2 separate regions of the Homo sapiens genome follow, and region 1 is linked to region 2. A link is a contact called in ENCODE Hi-C or POLR2A ChIA-PET data. All regions are on one chromosome and are shown on one strand. Each heading gives the region's core, a stretch centred on a gene start or an enhancer-like site at or near the end of the contact. The rest is flanking DNA. Distances are from core to core; before and after follow the strand shown. Region 1 has its middle 110 kb from the start of JAZF1. Region 2 overlaps JAZF1-AS1 (JAZF1 antisense RNA 1).

Region 1 (6,462 bases), core at 3,946-6,445, 85 kb before region 2:
TGTAGGAAGGTGGGTGGGGAGGAGGGAGAGCATCAGGAAGAATTGCTAATAGATGCTGGGCTTAATACCTAGGTGATGGGATGATCTGTGTGGCAAACCACCATGGCACTCGTTTACCTATGTAACAAACCTGCACATCCTGCACATGTACCCCTGAAATTTAAATAAAATTCGGAAATAAAAAAAAAGGAACTGAAAATAACCAGTTCCATACAGCATTCACTGTGATTTTAAAGTAAGCAGATGGCGCACCTCCGGCTTCCACAACTCAAGAGGCCCCAAGACTGTACTAAGTTTGGCAGAGAATCTTGCTGGAGCTCAAGATCTAACAAAATGTAACTCCAGGGGACATTTTAAAGTGATAGGAGCTGCAAATCTTCCCTGGCACAAATGCAGAGAGAGCAAGCTTAAACCTAAGAAAATGACATGAACACAACATTGGCCCACTTAGCAAGCGTTGATACTTTTGTTGGCAGTCCTAGCAGAAAGACAAAGACTGAACAAACACAATTACCCAGATTGGCACTAGGTAAGTAGTGCAAAGACCTTTGTTACTTCTTGAATTTTTTTTTATTTTTTTATTTTATTTTATTTTTTTGAGACAGGGTCTGTTTCTGTCACCAAGACTGGACTGCAGTGATGTGGTATAGTCCCAGCCTCCAAATCCTGGGTTCAAGTGATCCTCCTGCCTCAGCCTCCAGAGTAGCTGGGACTAGAGGCCCACACCATCAGGTCTGGCTATTTCCTGAGGATCTTGAAGTCCTTCTCAGAAGGGCTCCGCTCCAGTTTCTCCATTGTCATCCCCAGAGCCTGTTCTCAGCACACAATGGGAACCTAGCACATTTGTTTTTTGACAGTAAATCAGTCCTTCATTGACTCTACCACTTACTGTCTGTGTGTCCTTGGGCAGGCCACTTTCTGGAGGCTTATCTCCAGAGAAGTCTATGAATCCAAAGAAGGTACAAACAGTCACCAGAAGTATTTTGGATCTTGGGACAACCCTTGGATAAGTAGAAGAGGGAGATTTTACCAGACATGAGGCTACGTGCCAATTCTGAGTTTAGGTGAAGAAGCATATACTATAAGAAACAAGATTTGAGGTGGAGGATTCAGCTAGGAAGTCTTCCCTGAGGCCCCCAGGCGCCCCCTACTGTGCACCTTGAACATGCTTCTTTCATAGCCCTTATCTTACAGCACAGCAATTGCTTGTTTACTCCTCTGTCTCCACCAAACAAAAGTCTTATCTCAGCCATATTTTTATTCCCCACATCTAATTTAGTCACTGGCCCATAGAAGGTGACCAACAAATGCTCGTGAAATATGTTAATATGATTCAAAACACTGTCATCTAATTTCTCAAATAGCAACATCATTTGAAAAGCTCACAGTCTCTCCTTAGGATGTATTTTTTATTCAAAATAGAAATAATTTATCAACAGGATAAAACATTCAGAATTTTGTGACTAAGTAGAAATATAGCTGGAATATTCTGGCAATGGTGTAGCTGAGTCAGAGAAAAATACTGTAGCTATTAAGGAGAGACTCAGGAGAAAAATAGAAGACATAGCACAAAAGGAAGGAAGGAGAGAAAAAAGGGAGAGAAGAAGGGAGGGTGAGAAAGAGAGAAGGGAAGAAGGAAGGAAAGAAGGAAGAGAAAACAAAAGAAAAACAAAACAATCTCATTTATGGGCTTCAATTTTTTAAAATCCTGAATATAGTATTAGTAAAAAGAACCCAACAGCATTTTAAAATAATTAAACCATAACCTGGTTGAGGTTATTTTGTGAAATGCCAAGAAAGACTCAATATTAGGTGATCTGTTGATTTAATTCATCATATAGTTGCAGCAAAAGAGAAAATTCATGATCCTTTTTATAGATGCTGAAAAGATATTTGTTAGAACTCAATATCCCCACTTTTTGTTGTTATAAAATATATATAATACAAAACTTACCACTTTAACCATTTTAGGTGTACAGTTCAGTGGCATTAAGCACACTGACAGTGTTGTGGAACCCACACAACAATCACAAAAATCATTCATCTTCCCAAACAGAAACTCCATACCCATTAACATTAACTTCCAATCCTCCCATTCCGCAGCCTGTCTCTACATCTCTATGAATTTGATTACTCCAGGTACTTCTGGAAAGTGAAATCATACAATATTTTCTTTTTGTGACTGGTTTATTTCACTTAGCATGTCTTCAAGGCTCATCCATGTTATAGTATGTGTCAGACTTCCCATTTTTTAAGACGAAATAATATTCCCTTGTGTGGATATACATTTTGTTTATTCATTCATTCGTTGATCAATACTTGGGTTGCCTTCACCTTTTGGCTATTGAAATAATGGTGCTATGAACATGGGTGCACAAATAGTTGTTCAAGTCTTTATAAGCCTTAAATATTTTGGGTATGTACCCAGAATTGGAATGGCTGGATCATAGGGTAATTCTACTTTTAATTTTTAGGGGAACTGCCATACACGAAGACATGAAACATGACACAATGTTCAAGTATACTTGAGAGATATAAGTTAAAATGACACTAACCATTCCATCTACATCAAATCATCCTCCATCCATGCATCCACCTCTTTATTTATCCAGTAAACATACGTTGCATGCCTACTGTGTGTTGTTTGTGACTTCTGTATGAGACTCTGGAGGGAAGAGTTCTGGACTAGAAGACAGTAGACCTGGATTCTATCTAGATCCAGCCCCTGATCTGCCTTCTCCCAACACTGCGAAAGCATTAAGATACAATTTTCCACTTTCAGATTAGCAAAAGTCAAAAAAGGCTGTCATACTTTTTTTTTTTTTTTTTTTGAGACAGAGTCTCGCTCTGTTGCCCAGGCTGGAGTGCAGTGGCACAATCTCGGCTCATTCCAACCTCCACCTCCCAGGTTCAAGCAATTCTTCCATCTCAGCCTCCCAAGTAGCCGCGACTACAGGTGCCTGCCACCACACCTGGCTAATTTTTGTATTTTTAGTACAGACGGGGTTTCATCTTGTTGGTCAGGTTGGTCTCGAACTCCTAACCTCAGGTGATCCACCCACCTCAGCCTCCCAAAATGCTGGGATTTTAGGCATGAGCCACTGCACCCAACCATGGCTGACATACCTTTAACATGCTATGTTATTACATGCTATGTTAGGGTGGATATGAAGAAATAGGCATTCTCATACCTTGTTGGTGGAAAAATAAATTAATACAGCCCCTGTGGAGGGCAACCTGTCAGTGTTTATCAAAATTGAAAATGTATGAATATATCCAGAATTGGAATTGCTGGATCATATGATAGTTCCATTTGTAATTTTTAGGGAAACTGCCACCCATGAAGACATGAAACATGACACAATGTTCAAGTATACTTTTTTTCTTGAAATGGAGTCTCACTCTGTTGCCTAGGCTGGAGTGCAGTGGCGTGATCTCGGCTCACTGCAACCTCCACCTCCCGGGTTCAAGCAATTCTCCTGCCTCAGCCTCCCAAGTAGCTGGGATTACAGTGCATGCCATCGCGCCCAACTAATTTTTGTATTTTTAGTAGAAATGGGGTTTCACTATTTTGGCCAGGCTGATCTCGAACTCCTGACCTCAAGTGACCTGCCTACCTTGGCTTCCCAACATGCTGGGATTACAGGCATGAACACGGCACCCGGCCTCAAGTATACTTTTGATAAGAGAGATGTAAATTAAAATGACACTAAATCATCTACATCAAGTCAGCCTCCATTCATCCATGCATTCATCTTTCCATTTATCCGCTAAATACATGTTGCATACCTTTTGACTCAGTGATCTCAATTCTAGTAATTTATTCCCCTGTCGCTATGCTAGTGTATAAGAAAGGTGACATTTATGCAAAGTTATCCATTGCACTTTGCTTGTAAAAATCAAGGCAGGAAACAAATCCAACCATAGAGAACAAGTTAAATAAATCATGGTACATCTATGCAATGGAATACTAGGGGATCATTAAAAAGAACAGGAACATTTCTCTTTGTGCTGCTATAAAAGAATCTCCAATAAATATTATTATTTGGAAAGCACATGTATATAGTATGTCACTATTCATATTAAAATAAAATAAAAAACAAATATTCTTTATGTTTTTGCTTGTTTATGCATTTCATATCTCTGGAAGGACATAAAAGAAAACTGGGGACCGTGGACACCTATGGGGACTGGAATGGCACCTGAGGGACTGGGATGGGATGGAGGATTTTTACTGTGTATCCTTTGTACTTTCCTAGTTTTTGTAACCTGTGACTATGTTACCTATCATTTTATTCATTGTTTTAAAAAGAGGTATCCATCCTGATACTGGCCTAAATTACCAAGAGAACTGGCATCCACATTCAATTGCTAAGACTACAGTTTTGGGTTAAATAAATTTTTCAAGTTGATTTTTTCCACACTGTTGTCAAGACAACCTTCCCTTTCTCCACAATATTGAGAGAATTAGGTGTCAACCTGGCATCTAGACAGAAATAGCTGCTTAATTCCAAACATGGATGGGTTAGGAAGGCCAGAAAGTTATTGTTCTTATAGATTCATGTAACACCTTGTAAATACTTTTTGCCCAGTGGGGGTTCAATAAATGTTGCTGACTCATCGGTCACAGGGAAGCAATATTAACTCAGAAGGACTAACTGAAGTCATTTAATCAGAAAATCAATTTCATTTTCCTTGTCATGGGGAAAATATTTCTGCTAAGTCAAGAAAAATGTAGAGTTAATTATTTTGTGTCAAGGAGTCAAATGGAAAGCCAGGAGTTAAAGTGTTGAGAACAAAACAGTTGCAAATCAATTTGCTTTGCATTACAGTTGGCAGTCTTGGGCACACTTAGCCACATATGGAAGACATGTTTACTATTTCAAGAATATAGTATCACTTTACAGTGCTTAGTATTCAAAGTCCCACATTGTATTGCTTTTTTGTAATTTTTGAGCAATTTCTGTGCCAACATTTGGCACAAGGGGTACTAGAACCCTACAATAATTGCAAACTTGCTTCCCTCCCTCTAAGCTTTACTTCTTGTGGCCCTAAGACCATGATTGTATCAGATATTAATCTAAAACCCAACCACCAAATGGATTTTATTGAAGCTGCTGTAATTCCACCACCAGAAAACATGACAAATAGCCAACCTGTCACTGAAGATTTATGTTTGGTTTTGAAACCCATTATCTTTCAGGAAATATTGCCTAGTATGATTCACTGAGTAGCAGCAGTTTCATATAGCCCAAGGTTTTTCGATATTGATTTCACGGCATCGTTATTGCAAATCAGAGTGTCTGTGCTTTGCTCGAATCACACGATTGAAACCAGTCAGCTTCAGGGATCATTAGCAAAAGTAAATGTACCCTGCAATACTAAGAATCTCAGACAGAGCTTCTACATGCTGGGAATAATGCCGCCTACATTTCCCCCTCTGTTGAAGGTAAATTCAAGAAGGGGAAATGTGTTGCTTTGACTAAATTGACGGAACAGCTGAATGCACGCTGCTTTTCACTGCTGGTAAATGAAATGGAACCACTTCAGATCTATGCAATATTGGAGCCTGAAGGGGCCTTAAAGATCCTCTAGTCCCAAACTCTCCCTTAACATAAACCAAGGCTCAAAGAGGTAAAGTGGCTTCATACCAATGCTCTGCCACTCCGCCATGTCTAACAGCCCTGCCCATAACCAATGTAGTGAGGGCATGGTGTGGAAAGGAGGCAACTCAAGGGACCATGAGCACAAATCACTCAGGGCCATGGTTCTGTCACGTCTCCCTTTCTGTTTCACTTGGGGGAATCCTCTTGATTAGTTAGGTGAGGGCATTAAACACTCTTGTAATGATGAAAAGCTCAGGGCCTTGCAATTTGGGGTGAGATGAGGGAAGTGAAGGCAGGGGACAGTGGTAGAGGGTGTTCAAAATTACCTTTACAGACCATTTCAGCAGACTGTTATTAATCAATATACTGCAGCCAAGGCACAAACTCTTACCATCGCCAAGTGGGTGTCCTAGCTGCCTGTTCCTTTCTCATTTAATTTTCTGAGTTTGGGAATCTAACTTTCTTTCTCTGTTCTCACTTTACTAAAACTTCTCTTCAGCATTAGACACAGCTCCTCCTTCTTAAAATACTTTCCCCTCTTTGTCCTTAACCCTACAATCTACTAGTTTTCCTTCTATCCCACAGGCAGTTCAATGTCAATCAGATTTTCTCTCTGTCCCTGACCTCTCATTTCCTCTCACCCACTTTCTCTACTTCATGGCTAATAGGTATCTCATACTTGACATGCGCAAAAAAGGACTCATCATTTATTTTCTGCCACCACATATTTTTCCCCCACCTCACCCTCTGAATGAAAACAATTCAGAGAACCGTAGTCTAAGCCCCCAAGTGTGTCTCATTCCTGAACAAATGGGAGAGGAGGAGTATGCAGAAGTCACCAGCTGCCTGGCCCCCA
Region 2 (6,424 bases), core at 2,411-4,910:
TTATGTTATAATCTGAAAAAATATTGGAAGTTTGAGAGTAATCTCAAATTATTTGGAATTAGCTATGGTGTGTTTTCTTTATTTTTAGTAAAGTTATTGAAGTTTGATAATAATATGGTTTGGCTGTGTCCCCACACAAATCTTATCTTGAATTGTGGTTCCTATAATTCCACATGTCATGGGCAGGACCTGGTGGGAGGTAATTGAATCATGAGGGCATTTCCCCCATGCTATTCTCATGATAGTGAGTTCTCATGAGATGTGATGGTTTTATAAGGGGCTTTCCCCCGCCTTCACTCTGCACTTCTCTTTGCTGCTGCCATGTGAAGAAGGATGTGTTTGCCTCCCCTTCTGCCATGGTTGTAAGTTTCCTGAAGCCTCCCCAGCTCTGCAGAACTGTGAGTCAGTTAAACCTCTTTTCTTTATAAATTACCCAGTCTTGAGTATATCTTTATTAGCAGCATGAAAACTAATATAAATATCTTAATTTTTTTAAGATTGTTATTATTCAAGTTTGTCTTTTATATTTAAGTTTGCACAATCACTTAATGGTTTCAGAACAGTGATATGCTCTAGGGAAATATGGGTATGACAATTAGGCATGTGTACCAAGAAATTATTTTCACCCAGGTCTTCAGTAATTTGAATGGATATCTATAGTACATGCCAACAGAATATGACTCAGAAAGCCATTAAATTCAAAATATAGAAAGAGAAAGACCCCCAAGCACTGAGCTTTTTCCCCATGCTTAACAAAAGTAAATTCCTTTGGCCAGAAGAATATGAAATGAAGATTTTTAAAAATTGTCTTCAAAAAAAGGCAAAATATTTTCTTAAAAGCAGTCTGTAAAATAAAAGATAAGTTTATTAAGCAAAGATTTTATTTTTCTATATTCATAAACATATGTCAACAGTTTGCAAATTGTGCCCAAAGGGGCAGCCCTTCAACTCACTGGTAAACAGGTATTCTGTGGACCATCCCAGCATGCACTTCCTGACACTGCCTTCTGGGCCAAATTCCACCCTCATCTACTGAAAGAGACACAGTGAGAAGTTCAAAATCTTAGCTTAACAGGTGTAGGAGCTGGTCTCTAAGTAATCCTTTAGAGAAAGGATTCAGGTCCCAGATCACCTCCCTCAAAAGAAGCATGTGTAATCCATCCCACTCAAATGGCCAGTCGTACAGTGTGGGGTTTGTATTGAATGTGTACCTGTGCTAGGGACCAAGGGTCAACCTGGACTCTGCTTTCCATGATGAGGGAGCACAGTGCCCAGAGAAGTATTAAGTCCTGCCCTGTCTATCTTAAAATCATACTCAAAAAGTTCTAGTTGTCATGTGTCCATCATGTCATTTAATATCATACTACTTTCATAAAATGCAAGGATAATGAAATATCACAGTTCTGAAAGTCTCAAAAAAATTTTTTTCATTCATCTCAAAATTATTCGGTTGGTGCAAAAGTAATTGTGGTTTTTGGTTTTGCTTTCAATGGCAAAAACTGTAATTCTTTTTGCACCAACCTATAAATCACTCTATGGACTCCTTAAGAACTGTATTAAAATAAGTAGAGAAGAGGCAGGCAAGTAAGTTATGAAATAAGTTTCCACTCACCATATTTTCTTTAACTCAGAGTTTTAGGCAGTTTAACATCAGATAGGATGAACAATTCCTCAGCCATGCTTAACTTTCTTTGTTTGCCAGGGGTGCCATAACAAATACCCCAGACTGGGGGGGTTAAACAACAGAAATTTATCTGGAGGCTGGAAGTCCAAGATCATGTTAGCAGTAGGGTCGATTTATTGTGGAGCCTCTCCCCTTGGTTTGCAGACGGCTGTCTTCTCCCTGTGTCTTCACATGGTCTTCCCTCTGTGTGTATCTATGTCCTAATCTTCTCTTAGAAGGACAGCAGTCACATTGGATTAGGCCCCATTCCAGAAACCTCATTTAACCTGAATTACCTCTTTAAAGACTATCTCTGAACACAGTCACTTTCTGAGATATTGGGGATTAGGCTCATGCCTGTAAACCCAACACTTTGGTAGCCTGAGGCAGGCAGATCACCTGAGGTCAGGAGATCAAGACCAGCCTGGCCAACATGGCGAAACCCCGTCTCTACTAAAAATATAAAAATTAGCCAGGTGTGGTGGTGGGTGCCTATAATTCCAGCTACTCAGGAGGCTGAGACAGGAGAATTGCTTGAACCTGGGAGGTGGAAGTTGCAGTGAGCTGAGATCTCGCCACTGCATTCCAGCCTGGAGGACAAGAGCAAAATTCTGTCTCAAAAGAAAAAAAAAAAGAAAGAAAGAAAAAGAATCTGGGGGTGATATAATTTAGCTCCTACAGTAGGTATTGATTAAGAATTATTCCTTTTGCCTGGATTAGAGCCTTTATCAATAATAATATCCACACATTTTAAAAATAGACAAAGCTTATTCCATGACTAAAATTTCTAGAAAACTTTCAGAGCTATGTGGACAACTTCATTCTTGGAGAAGTAGTTCCCTAGCCCACTAATTCAGAGGCCATTCAGGTCTCTCTGCACTGTATCTTTGAAAGACCAGCATTGGTATTAAATTCCAACTTGGTCAATAACCTTAATGGGCTTACTATATTTTTTTTAAGTCCAGATACTATGGGGCTTGAGGATATGATTGAGCCCTCAATTAATACTCATCTTATGGTAGGTTTTGAAAGCAGCTGTGGTCCTACCCAGGAAGGTCCCCACCTTGATCACAATCTCGTGGCCACAATTTCTAGACAAGCCAAGATGGCATGCATTTGAGAACATAGCTTTAAGAACTATCTGCCTTCCCCCAAATTCGAGGCTGTGGTGAAGCTCTCCTACATTGCTAGTATGTTGGAGTGTAGCTTGTTAATAGCTCTCAAAAGTAAAAAACAAAAGAAAAATGTATAATAAAATCTGATCCTGAAATCTACTTCTCAACACTTACCATACAGAAAGATGTGTGTGTGCCTGTGTGTGCGTGTGTGTGTGTCTGTGTGTGTGTGTGTGTGTAATATATATGTGATGCATACATGGTGGATGAAGAATTTTCGCTGCACTATTATTTATAATACAAAACATAAAAACAACATAAATATCCATCATAGGAGAGTGGTTAAATAACACTGGTATATGCATACAATAGAAAATTATGCAGCTGTTAAAAAATTGTACTGCTATTTTTGGTAATGGCAAGCTAGGTTATTCATACCAACCCTCCCACTGAAAGCAATTTAAAATGCTGGCTAAAATATTTTTAAATTAGCCCTTAAGACAAGGGAGATCCAACAAATAACAAAAGATATCTGAACAAAAGTGAGAACCCAGAGAGATAAGTGATCACAGCAGCCATCTTTATCCTGAGATCATTTGTCAGTCCCAGCAACTTCAAAATTCTACTTGTTGGGGTGAAGGGAAATAAATCAAAGCACTCAAGGTACCCCAAGACCAGAAATATAACCAACACCAACACCATCTCCAGGGGAATGCAAAGGAAGTTGCCTTTATGCTGAGCTGAACAAGAGGGAAATCCCCATCCTGAGATTTTTTTTTTTTTTTAACTACAAATTAGCTCTAACAAAAATTTTTACCTAAAATTTACATCATCTGGGTGGTCCACAAGAACCTCAAGCCATGAATTTAAAGTGATCCCAGGCTAAATAGTACAGTTTTTATGCGGCAACTACAAAAACAAATTCTCTACAGAGGAGGCACCTTTATCCTTGACCTCAAAGAACCCCCACATACAACTTTTCTAAGGTGATGAGAAGCACACAGCCAAAAATAACCAACCACAGGAAATGAGGCATCATGAGCAAGAACAGGAACAATAGAAAGTAGAAACAGACCCACAAATAATTGAAGTATTGGAATTATTAGACACAAGCTTGAAAAAATTTCTGCAGATATAGAAAATATAAAAGGTGATCTAGCATAGTTGAAAAAGAACTAAATGTTTAGAAATGTCTAGAATGTCTAGGAATGAAAACAATAACTCAAATTAAAAACTCAATAGATGGGCTTAACAGTAGCATTAGATACAGAAAAATGTATCCATGGGTTCAGTGTAATCACAGCATTTTGGGAAGCCAAGGCGGGAGAATCACTTGAGCTCAGGGGTTCAAGACCAGCCTAGGCAACATAGCAAGACCTAGTCTCTACTAAAAAAAAAAAAAATTAGCTTAGTGTGGTGGCACATGCCTATAGTCCAGCTATTTGGGAGGCTGAAGTGGGAGGATTACTGAAGCCAGGGAGATCGAGGTTGCAGTGAGCCGTGATCATGCCAATGCACTCTAGAATGGGCAACAGAGACGCTCTCTGAAAAAAAAAATGTATCCAGAATACACTAAGAGGCGAAAAAAAAGATGGGAAAAAATGGAAGACAGCTTAAGATGCCTGGACTGTAAAGTGATAAGGTCTAAAATACATTTAACAGAAATGATATTTTCATTATTCTGAAAGATAATAGCTACCAATGCAGAGTTGTATATATTTCTCAGTGACAATAACTTTCAGTAATGAAGGCAATAAAGACATTTGTAAAGGAAAAACACAACTTAATACTAGATGTCCCTTATTCAAAGAAATTCTAAAGGTACAGCAGTCAGAATGTAAGTGAACTCAGGTGGAAGGTTTGAGATATGAGAAGGAAGTAAACACAGAAAAAGAGAGAGGACGTAAGAATGGCAAGCAGAGAGGGGTGGGGCAATGGCACGCGAGGGCAAAGGCAGAGGTTGGACAAAATGTTGGAGTGAACCAGCCCACACCTACAGCATCTTTCCCCCATCCCACATAACTTTTGGGGTAGGAGTTTCAAGTACCTAAAGGTAGAATTAGTCGACAAAACAAAAACCACCAGTTAGAAACTGAGATAAAGGGGATCATGAGGTTAACTTGTAGGCGTAGGGGGAGAGAGGTGTCAAGCATCCTGAATGGGCAATATGACAAAGGAAATAAAAATGAAATGACCACCAACAATTCTATGTAAAAGTGGTTGTGAATCTTGACAATGAATATGTAAAAAACTGCAGTTCTTCTATGGAGGCAAGAGAGTAAAGAGATAAAGGAGACCTCTATGAAGGTAGCCAGCCAGGTAGCTGGGCCTTGATGTAGTCACTGCCTCTTAGGGGCTTGTCTTTAATTCTGTAGGTCCCAATCCTCAATTTGTCAGTGGACTCAGAAGGGGAATAGTCTTTTAGATCTTGACTCTGGGCTGCATGTTTCTTAAAGCATAGCCTCTGTAGTGATCAGAATGCTTGCAGCCACCTTTAAGGTCTCTAATGCCAGAAACAAGGTAAAAATAAGAATATATATTGGTATTTTCTTGCATGTGGCTAAAGAACTCTTGGAAGGATGTTTCTGTGTGTAGAGAGCTGGCTGGCTAGATGACAGGAGTGGAGGAAGGCTTTTTTGGTGTATGCATTCACATGGTCCAATAATATTTAGGTCATCTGAATTATCTATAAAATTTAATTAAAGCAATTATTTCCCCTTTTTCCCCTCCTCTGAAAACTCTCAAAAACATAAAGTGTTTGAGCAACTTGGTGCACTTATGAAGGTGGGTAGTGACGGATCCTTTCCTCTGTTCTTAGAACGTTGCCATAAATCAAATCATGTATGCCTTACTGCCTTAAATTGCACACTCCTTGCCTCATGGGGCTCAGACACATCACAACCTGAATGCTTCACTGTCGCCTCTTCTGGGCCTCCAAGGAATTGACCTCTCCTGAGCTAGGAATAAGCCTACAATTAAATTAAGCCTTCAGGAGTTAGAGGTGACAGCCACTAGGGTGACCAACTCATCCCAGTTTCCCCAAAACTTTCCCCAGTTTTAGCAATGAAAATCTCATCTCCAGGGAAACCTCTCAGTCCCAGGCTAAAGGGGACAATGGGCCATCCTGGCTGCTACCAGCTTGGCTGATGTCCCATCCTCTTAGAGTCCAAATGACTTCAAATTTATGAAAAAACAAACCTGGTTGAATAGAACCTGAGTAATACTAATAATGATATCAAACAATACATATGAAACAATTACCGTGTGCTAGACAGTGTTGCAAGTAGTCTATTCATGTAGACTCATTTAACCAGTCATAATAACTCTAACTCCCTGTCATGGATGAGAAAACTGAGGCCAAGGGCAATTAAATAACTTGCCCAAGATTACAGAGCTAGTATGTAGTAGAGCTGGGATTGAAAGTCAGGTAGTCTGGCTTCAGAGAGCAACAACTTAACAATTTCACTGTACTGCCTTTTGCTGTATTATGTTCCCCACATAATTTTTATTCTTCAAATGTTGCACCCTCTTCTCCCATTTCTTATCTCTGTTGTCCCCGCTGCTCATATCTCAGCTCCAATTCCCTTATAAATCTCTTCTTACTTCTATTCTATTCTTCTTTCATTCGACAAACACTGCTGTTGTG

The links. A loop is a pair of places that touch in the nucleus more often than their neighbours do. ChIA-PET counts read pairs that join two places held with the same protein, here RNA polymerase II (POLR2A). Pooled maps may share reads with other maps.
Region 1: a loop to region 2 is called in a pooled map, with 11 times the contacts of the local background. The contact joins two enhancer-like sites. A Hi-C loop is called at or near these places in 10 of 50 pooled maps. POLR2A ChIA-PET finds 5 or more read pairs at or near these places in 2 of 52 experiments (activated CD4-positive, alpha-beta memory T cell and activated T-cell).

The regions. Positions count from the first base shown.
Region 1 is chr7:28,291,786-28,298,247 of GRCh38, reverse strand. No RefSeq gene overlaps it. Among named protein-coding and RNA genes, the nearest start is that of JAZF1, 110 kb to the right of the region's middle. RefSeq lists enhancers at 4,541-5,506, 5,507-6,462 and a silencer at 6,384-6,462. Within about 2 kb of position 5,195, at least 2 of the 41 ENCODE cell types and tissues checked have a DNase peak (open chromatin) inside an H3K27ac peak, as active enhancers do.
Region 2 is chr7:28,205,032-28,211,455 of GRCh38, reverse strand. All of the region lies in intron 2 of JAZF1-AS1 (JAZF1 antisense RNA 1), which reads right to left. Among named protein-coding and RNA genes, the nearest start is that of JAZF1, 27 kb to the right of the region's middle. RefSeq lists an enhancer at 3,526-3,605. Within about 2 kb of position 3,660, at least 5 of the 41 ENCODE cell types and tissues checked have a DNase peak (open chromatin) inside an H3K27ac peak, as active enhancers do.